Linked DNA regions of Homo sapiens: region 1 is linked to region 2. The links are chromatin loops, found by intact Hi-C in ENCODE. Cell type or tissue: HCT116. All regions are shown on one strand.

Region 1 (4,000 bases), 1.2 Mb before region 2:
TCACTTGGGGCCAGGAGTTAGACAACAGCCTGGCCAACATGGTGAAACTCCATCTCTACTAAAAATACAAAAATTAGCCAGATGTGGTGATGGGCGCCTGTAGTCCCAGCCACTTGGGAAGCTGAGGCAGGGGACTCGCTTGAACCCGGGAGACGGAGGTTGCAGTGAGCCAAGATTGTGCCACTACACTCCAGCCTGGGCGACAGAGTGAGACTTTGTCTCACAAAACAAACAAACAAAGCAAAACCCATTCTGTCAATAACTGTATTTTGATTGTAGTGTTTAATGCATTTACATGTAATGTAATTACTAACAAGGTAGGATTTATGCTTTTCGTTTAAATTTTTTTCTATATGTTTTATGTCCTTTTTTTCCACTATTTCTCCATTATTGCCTTTTTGTGTTAGAAATTTTTTAATATACAATTTTGACTATACCTCTAAGGCTGTTTAAAAAAATCTCTTAATTCTCTTGCCATTCTTTTGCTATATATTTTGAATTATTTTCTTAGAAGTTGCACTGGGGATAACAATTAATATTAATTAATTTATAATTAATAAAGTAATCTAGTTTGGATTAAAACCAATTAAATTTTATAGTATATAAAACTTTGCTGATGGACCGTATTTAATGTAATATTATTCTTTTCAGGAAAGTTAAGTTGTTAAGTATGATTTATTTTTTATACCTTTTTAGGACTTTTCATATCATTCTATGTCAGGCCATGTATTTCTTACTTCAAATAATTTCTAATGTAGTTGAGGAGAAAACCAAACATATGTGAAAAGTCAGATGGCAGTCAAATCTTTAAATACTAATTCAAGGCAATAACAGATATGAGTAACAACTCTAGACAGAAAATGTGTAGTGGCTTCATGACAGGGTATTTCAGAAGATCAGTTGATGTGAAACCCATGGCCCAAGTTAGTCAAGGAAGACTTCATGGATTTGCAATTTGACCTTAGTATATGTGGAAGTGTACAAACTCATTGATATGTAAAGAAAATAAATGGGAACTCACCAAGCTAGCTTCTGACTTTTCAGTGAGGTCATCTGTCTACTTCTGTATCCACAGCACCTACAACACTGCCTTACACATTGTAGGTGCTCAGAAAATATTTATCAAATGATCAGATGAATGCATTTGGTTGAATAAATCAGTTAGGTATGGAATTGGAGCTTTGCAAGAGAGGACATATATTCTGGAGCATCAGCTTTGGACCATTTGCTAGGTAATCGATAAGGGGGAAACAGAGCTGGTAGGTCATCTGAGTCACAGTTTGCTGCTTTCTTTCTTTCTTTCTTTTTTTTTTTTTTTTTTGTAGAGACACAGTCTTTCTCCGTCACCCATGCTGGAGTGCAGTGGTGCGATCTCGGCTCACTGCAACCTCCGCCTCCCGGGTTCAAGCCATTCTCATGCCTCAGCCTCCTGAGTAGCTGGGATTACAGGTGCATGCCACCACGCCCAGCTAATTTCTTTTGTATTTTACTAGAGACGGGGTTTCGCCTTGTTGCCCAGGCTAGTCTCGAACTCCTGAGCTCAGGCAATCCGCCCGCCTCGGCCTCCCAAAGTGCTAGGATTACAGGCATGAGCCAGCTTGCTCCTTTTAAGAGGAGTTCAATTGCTGGTATCATTTGGCCATTATTCCTATTAGTTTTTGAGAATCAGAGAATGCCACAGTTTTCATTTTTACTTAAAAATCTATGCATCTATAGTCTTTTTCAGAGAGTTCAGGGAAAAAGGACTTATAGGGACACTATGAGTTTGTACAATTCAGTAACTGAAGAACAGAGTGGCAAAAGTTCTTCAAATACTGAGAGAAGAGATGCTAGGAAATGCATCAGAAACATTATTTGAAACATCTAACAGGGTTTTTATTTCTTAGTTTCCTATATTTAATTCTTTTTTTCCCTATATTTAATTCTTGACTCTCTATGGTAGTCAACCTCAGAAAATTTCAATACTTTCAAGAATTATCACATGAACAGAATTTAAGGTTTTAAGCATTTTTTTTTTTTGCTCTTTAATGTGATCTGTTGTTAACAATTACCATAAATCTTTACTTAAGATTTACTTTAAGAGACTTGCACCACCCTTCTATTTTTTGGTCATTAGAGACTTTCTAGCGAAAATGCTAGAAAGCTAAATGAAGACTAAAAGGCTGCTTTCTGGTTTAAATTCATCTGTACCTGCAGTTGCAAAGCCAGTAGAGGGAGCAGTGTACCTATTCTTTGATTTCTGGAATTGCAACTACTTGGATGGACTGAATTTCAAACAATCTGCATAATCAAGACTATTTCACCCAGAGAGAGGGAGTCAGGGGCTACAATTTGTTTGTTTGTTTGTTTGTTTGTTTGTTTTGGCAATCATGGCTTTATGTTAGGGTATTAGCAGAGTTACAGAGTTGCTTTATTACATTGAAGAACTTTGATGAGGTTGCTGTGTGAGGACTGTTCTTCCATTTTGCTTCCTTTAACTAAAAGTCATTTGAGCATTTTGTACCAAGTCCACAAAAAGCTGGCTGAGTAAACTCATCAGGTGGATTAGATTCTCGGTATTCAGGATAGCTTGCGCAACCGGGTGGGCATGTTCGCTAATCCCTGCAACTTTGATGTGGCTGCAGAGTGGGAGCTGGGATGAGTTCTTCCTCCCTGACTCACTGGTTTCCACTCCACGAGACTCCAAAGTCTGTCCCGCACTGTCTCTCTAGCTGACTTAGCAGAGATAGGACCCCTCCTGTTCTATCTCATCTGACTCACTCCCACGGAGTTATTTTTCCTTAGCGACAGGGCCATGGGCCGAGCAAAGGAGGCAGCACTCCTGTCTCACCACTCCACCCCCTTTAACAACTGTTGTTTTATGTAACATTTTACTTGTCTTTTCACCATTGGATTCTCCCCGTGTTTCTAGCTACCAGCTCATAGCTTAGGTGGGGTTCTTTTCTTTGTCTTCACTTACCTTTTTTCATTGAAACAGATGCTTTAGCAATATTATCAGCCCATCTTTGCTAACTTTTTTTAAATTCAATTCTTTTGTTTTTTTAATTTTTTTAAAATTTGAGAATGAATCTCACTCTGTCGCCAGGCTGGAGTGCAGTGGTGCGATCTTGGCTGACTGCAACATCCGCTTCCTGGGTTTAAGCGATTCTCCTGCCTCAGCCTCCCAAGTAGCTGGGACTACAGGCACACATCACTGTGCCCAGCTAATTTTTGTATTTTTAGAGACGGGGGTTTCACCATGTTGGCTAGGCTGCTCTCGAACTCCTGACCTCGTGATCCACCCGCCTCGGCTTCCCAAAGTGCTGGGATTACAGGCGTGAGCCACCGCCCCCGGCATGGTATTCAATTATTTTGACAGTAGCTCTTGGTCTTGTGATGTCGCTTCCATTTCTTCAACAGGTATTTATGTCTTTCCATTTCTTTTTGTTTTTGTTTATGCCTTCTCTCTCCAGCTAGAATGTGAAATAATACCTGTGGCTGAAAAGAAGCTCTTTTGACCCAGGATCCTGGTCCTCTGCATAACAGTCAAGACCATTCTCATTTGCCTGAAAGTGTTTTAGAGAAGAAAGAGAAATTCAGGACCAATCAGCAATTCCCTTTTCCACTCTTATGAAGAAAGAAAAAGGATTTGTGTTATTTGAGATTTAAGTTACTTCCTTTTTTCCTATGACAGGTTTTGGTAAATGCCCAGCTCCAATAATACGTTAACATTTTCAGAGTCAATCTGGGTTATAAGTAAATAAACTCCATTTTGATCTTGTTCTCGTTGGTTCTTTTTTACTGTCACTTTTAGGCCTTTTTTGAAAGGAGAGAGAGACATTCTCTACCAGGTCAGAATCTGCCCTATGCTTATTCCAGATCAGTATGCTTGGTCCAATACTCAATCACTAATCACTTACGTGACACGCTGTGTGAGTGAGACTAACTTTTGGCTATTCTTAAAGTATAGCTACAGTGAAAACATCATTAGGAATGCCTCTGGCTACTGTATTCAGAAAAG
Region 2 (4,000 bases):
TCTGTTATTTTTTGACTTTTTAATAATGGCCATTCTGATTGGTGTTAAGGTGATACTCATTGTGGTTTTAACTTGCATGTCTCTGATGATTGGTGATGTTGAACATGCTTTTCATGTTTGTGGGCTTTCTGTCTTCTTTTGAAAAATGTCTCTTCATGTCCTTAGCCCACTTTTAAGTGGGATTATTTTGGGGTTTTTGTTGTTCTTGTTGAGTTGTTTGAGTTCCTGGTACATTCTGGATGTTAGTTCCCTGTCGAATGTAGAGTTTGCGAATATTTTCTCTCATTCTGCAAGTTGTCTGTTCACTCTGTTGATTATTTCTTTTGCTGTGCAGAAGCTTTTAGTTTAAGTCCTGTTCGTCTATTTTTAGTTATGTTCCGTATGCTTTTGAGGTCTTAGTCATGAATTATTTGCCTAGACCCATGTTTAGAAAGTTTTCCCTGAGTTTTCCTTCAGTATTTTTATAATTTAAGATCTTCCATTTAAGTCTTTAATCTATCTTGAGTTGACTTCTGCAAATGGTGAGAGAGAAGGATACAGTTTCATTTTTCTGCAAATAGATATCCAACTTTCCCAACACTCTTTATTGAAAAGGGTGTCCTTTTTCCAGTGTATGTTCTTATCAGTTTTGTCAGAGAACAGTTGGCTGTAAGCATGTGGCTATATGTTTCTGGGTTCCCTATTCTGTTCTATTCCATTATCTGTTTTTATGTGGGTACCATGCTGTTTTGGTTGCTATAGCCATCTAGTGTAATTTGAAATTAGGCAATATGATGTCTCCAGCTTTGCTCTTTTTGCTTAGGATTGCTTTGGCTATTTAGGACCTTTTGTGGTTTCATATGAACTTTAGAGTTGTTATTTCTAATTCTGTGAAAAATGAGGTGAGTATTTTGATGGAGATTGCATTGAATCTGTAGATTGTTTCAGGCAGTATGGTCATTTTAACAATATTAATTCTTCCCATCCGTGAGCACAGGATGTTTTTCCATTTGTTTGTGTCATCTATAATTTGTTTCATTAGTGTTTTTTAGTTTGCCTTGTAGAGATCTTTCACCTCCTTGGTTAAATATATTCCTAGTTTTTTTTTTTTTTTTTTTTTTTTTGGTAGCTATTGTAAATGGGATTGCCTTCCTGATTTGGGGCTGGATCGTCATTGGTATATAGGAACTCTAATGATTTCTGTATGTTAATTTTGTATTCTGAAATTTTACTGAATTAATTTATTAACTCAGAATTTTTTGGTGACATCCTCAGGGTTTTCTAGATATAAAATCATATCATCAGTGAACAGGGATAATTTGACTTCCTCTTTTCCAATTTGGATGCCTCTATTCCTCTTGCCTAGTTGATCTGGCGAGGACTTCCAGTATTCTTAAATTATTGAGATTTTTCACATTCTTTGGTTTATACAAAGCTTTCCTTCTGTGCCCTCACAGCGCATCCTTACTCCCCAGGTTTCAAGCTGAGTCAAGGCCTAGGGAGGGGCCTCTGGTCTTCCTGGAAGGCCCAGCACCTACGCCTTCCTCCTACCCTCCAGAAGCAATTCCATCCTCCTCTCCTTCAGAACCACCCTTGACCACCAGCGCCCCCTGCTGCCACCTTCCCTCTCCGCTGAGTCCTCAGCCAGGGGGACCTGAACAAGTCTGCACGTCCTGTCCCCACTTTGTCCTTGCCTCCCCTACTCCTGCACCCTCCACTGTCTTGCCTTCCGTTCCACGTAACCCTCAGCAGAGTCCCCACTCACCTCCTGACAGCTTTCCTTCTAAACTGTCTTACTATAAAAGAAAGCATAGATAGAAAAAAGCACATAAACCAATATAAAGCTTAGTGGGTTTCCATAAGACAAACACCTTTGAATTCCACGCAGGTCAAGAATAGAACTTTCCCAGCCACCCCAAAGGCCCCATGAACCTGGCCCAGCTGTTGCCTCCGCTCCCGCCCACTGTGAGCCCCTCCCTGATTTGAAGCCAGCTCTTCCTTTTGCTTCCTTGTTATCTTTCCACCCAAGCCCCAGCTGCTGCCCCTAAGCCTCTTTCACTGGATATCCCCAGGACTGGGCACCCTTGGCACGCCCTGACAATCCTGCCTGGGCTGAGAAAGTCCCCGCGTCCTGCTTCTCCCTAGGCCTCTGCTTCCTGCTGGTCCATCTTCTCCCTCTCCATCCCCCTGGCCCTCTCTGGCCCCCAGACTTGCAGCTGTCCAACACTGAGGCCCATGCTCAGGTCTCTGGTCCCTGCTTGCCCCTGAGTGCCAGCCTCACACAGCACCTTCAGAGGCCCTCGGCCCCCCCACACCAGGGTCCCTCCCTCCAGTTCTGTGCTTCCTCCTCCCCAGTGTTCAGCCTCTGCAAAGGGCTTCCGCATCTGTCTGTCACTCTGCCCAGGATCATGGAAACCCTTCTTACTCTCTCCTCACCTATTTGCATCTAGCCGGCAGCCTACTAAGTCTCCTCCCACTTCTCCATGACCACGAAGCACCCGCCTCTCCAGCCCCCACCTGGTTAAGGGCGTCACCCTTAACCTTAGTCTCCTCCAGACCAGTCGGACTCTTCACCCACCCCTGCACTGTAGCCTCCTGCCCCTTGGGACCAGTCCATCCCAGCCCCACGTTTATCTTTCTAGAAATGCCAGCCACTCAGTGGGCTCCACTTTCACCTCCACCTGGGGCTCCTCTGCCTTCAGGATGTGAACTCTGCAGCCTCTGCCCAGCCTCCCCTTCCCCTCTTCTCCCCTTCAGTTGTGGCTGGGTCCTGGGAAGCCCCTGCCGGCTCCCCCATCATGGAGTTGTCACCTGCTGTTCTTTCACCCTGGAGCTCCCCTTTCCCCCTTCACCCCCTGCGCATAGTGTGCCCACAGCATCAGCACACACAGGCACACATCTCTCTGCCCACTTCTGCCCTGAGGGTACCTGATGGCGCTCTGCCTTCAGAGAGAGACTTGGAATGCCCGCTACGGGCATGTGGGCACACAGCCCATAACATTCGGGGAAGACTCCGTGGCACCCACTCCTCCTCATCCATCAACATTCACCTCCAGCCCAGGAAACCTCCTCTGTTCCAGCCTCTCCGGTGTGTGTGATTTGCCCCTGTGGGCTGGTAGTCCCTTCGCCTTCCTTGCTCTATTGGAATCGTATCCGGATTTCTCCTAGCAGGAGTGAGCCCTTGGGCAGGAATCACTGGGAATTCATTGCTGCCTCCTAAGTGGGCTCCCTGCTTCCACCCTTACCTGTCCACAGCCTGGTCCCCACGCAGCCGCCTGGTCAGACGTAAGTGAGATCTCATCCTCCTTGCTCAGATGCTCTAGCAACTTCTCATGGGAATCAGAGCCCTTCAAATGGGGGCTTCCCCAAGGATCTGCCCCTGACATTGCCTCCCTGACCCCCATCTCCTGTTCCGCCTCCTCCCGTCTCCCTCCACATCAGCCCCATGAGCTTCCTTGATGTTCTTCAAAAGTGCTGGCCATCCACCGCCCGGGGGCCTTTGCACTTGCTATTCTTGGGCCTGAGTGGCTCTTCCCCAGGTATCCATGTGATTTGGTCTCTCACCTTCTGCAGGTTTTGACTCGAGCTTCACCTTCTCAGGGAGGCCTTTCTGGACCACCCTATTTTAAATCCTATCCCTCCCCCACCCCCAGGACTGCCCCTCATCTCCCCTGCCCCATTTTTCTTCATAGCACCTATCACCACCTGACCTACTGTATTTTACTCACCTATTTGTTTCTTGTTGGCTCTCCCCACTAGATTCTGGATCCCATGAAAATAGGGACTTTTGTTGGTTTTATTCACTGCTGTATCCATAGCCCTGTGCATAATACGCACTCAGTAAATACCTGCTAGATGAAAGTATGAAGGAAGGAAGGAAAAAATGAATGGCACCATAGTCCAGGCAGGACATGGAGTGTTTGTTGACCGAGTGCTAAGTAGATGAGCCCTTATAATTCTGTAGGTTAACAAAAAATCCATATTTTCCCCAACACTATCTAAAGATGTTTAAATGACTGTG

The links. Hi-C counts contacts between places; a loop is a spot of excess contacts. Peaks named below come from ENCODE experiments on the same cell type or tissue, not always from the same donor. Only the 100,000 strongest peaks of a DNase experiment are listed, where the experiment ranks them.
Region 1: a loop joins it to region 2, with 5 times the contacts of the local background. A loop is called at or near these places in 19 of 110 quality-filtered maps.

The regions. Positions count from the first base shown.
Region 1 is chr9:86,431,936-86,435,935 of GRCh38, forward strand. All of the region lies in intron 1 of LOC102724080 (a long non-coding RNA gene), which reads left to right. Among named protein-coding and RNA genes, the nearest start is that of TUT7, 80 kb to the left of the region's middle. In HCT116, a CTCF peak has its summit at 2,197 (motif pointing right); a DNase peak (open chromatin) is centred at 2,206.
Region 2 is chr9:87,661,483-87,665,482 of GRCh38, forward strand. All of the region lies in intron 18 of DAPK1 (death associated protein kinase 1), which reads left to right. Among named protein-coding and RNA genes, the nearest start is that of CTSL, 63 kb to the right of the region's middle. In HCT116, a CTCF peak has its summit at 1,616 (motif pointing left); a DNase peak (open chromatin) is centred at 1,569.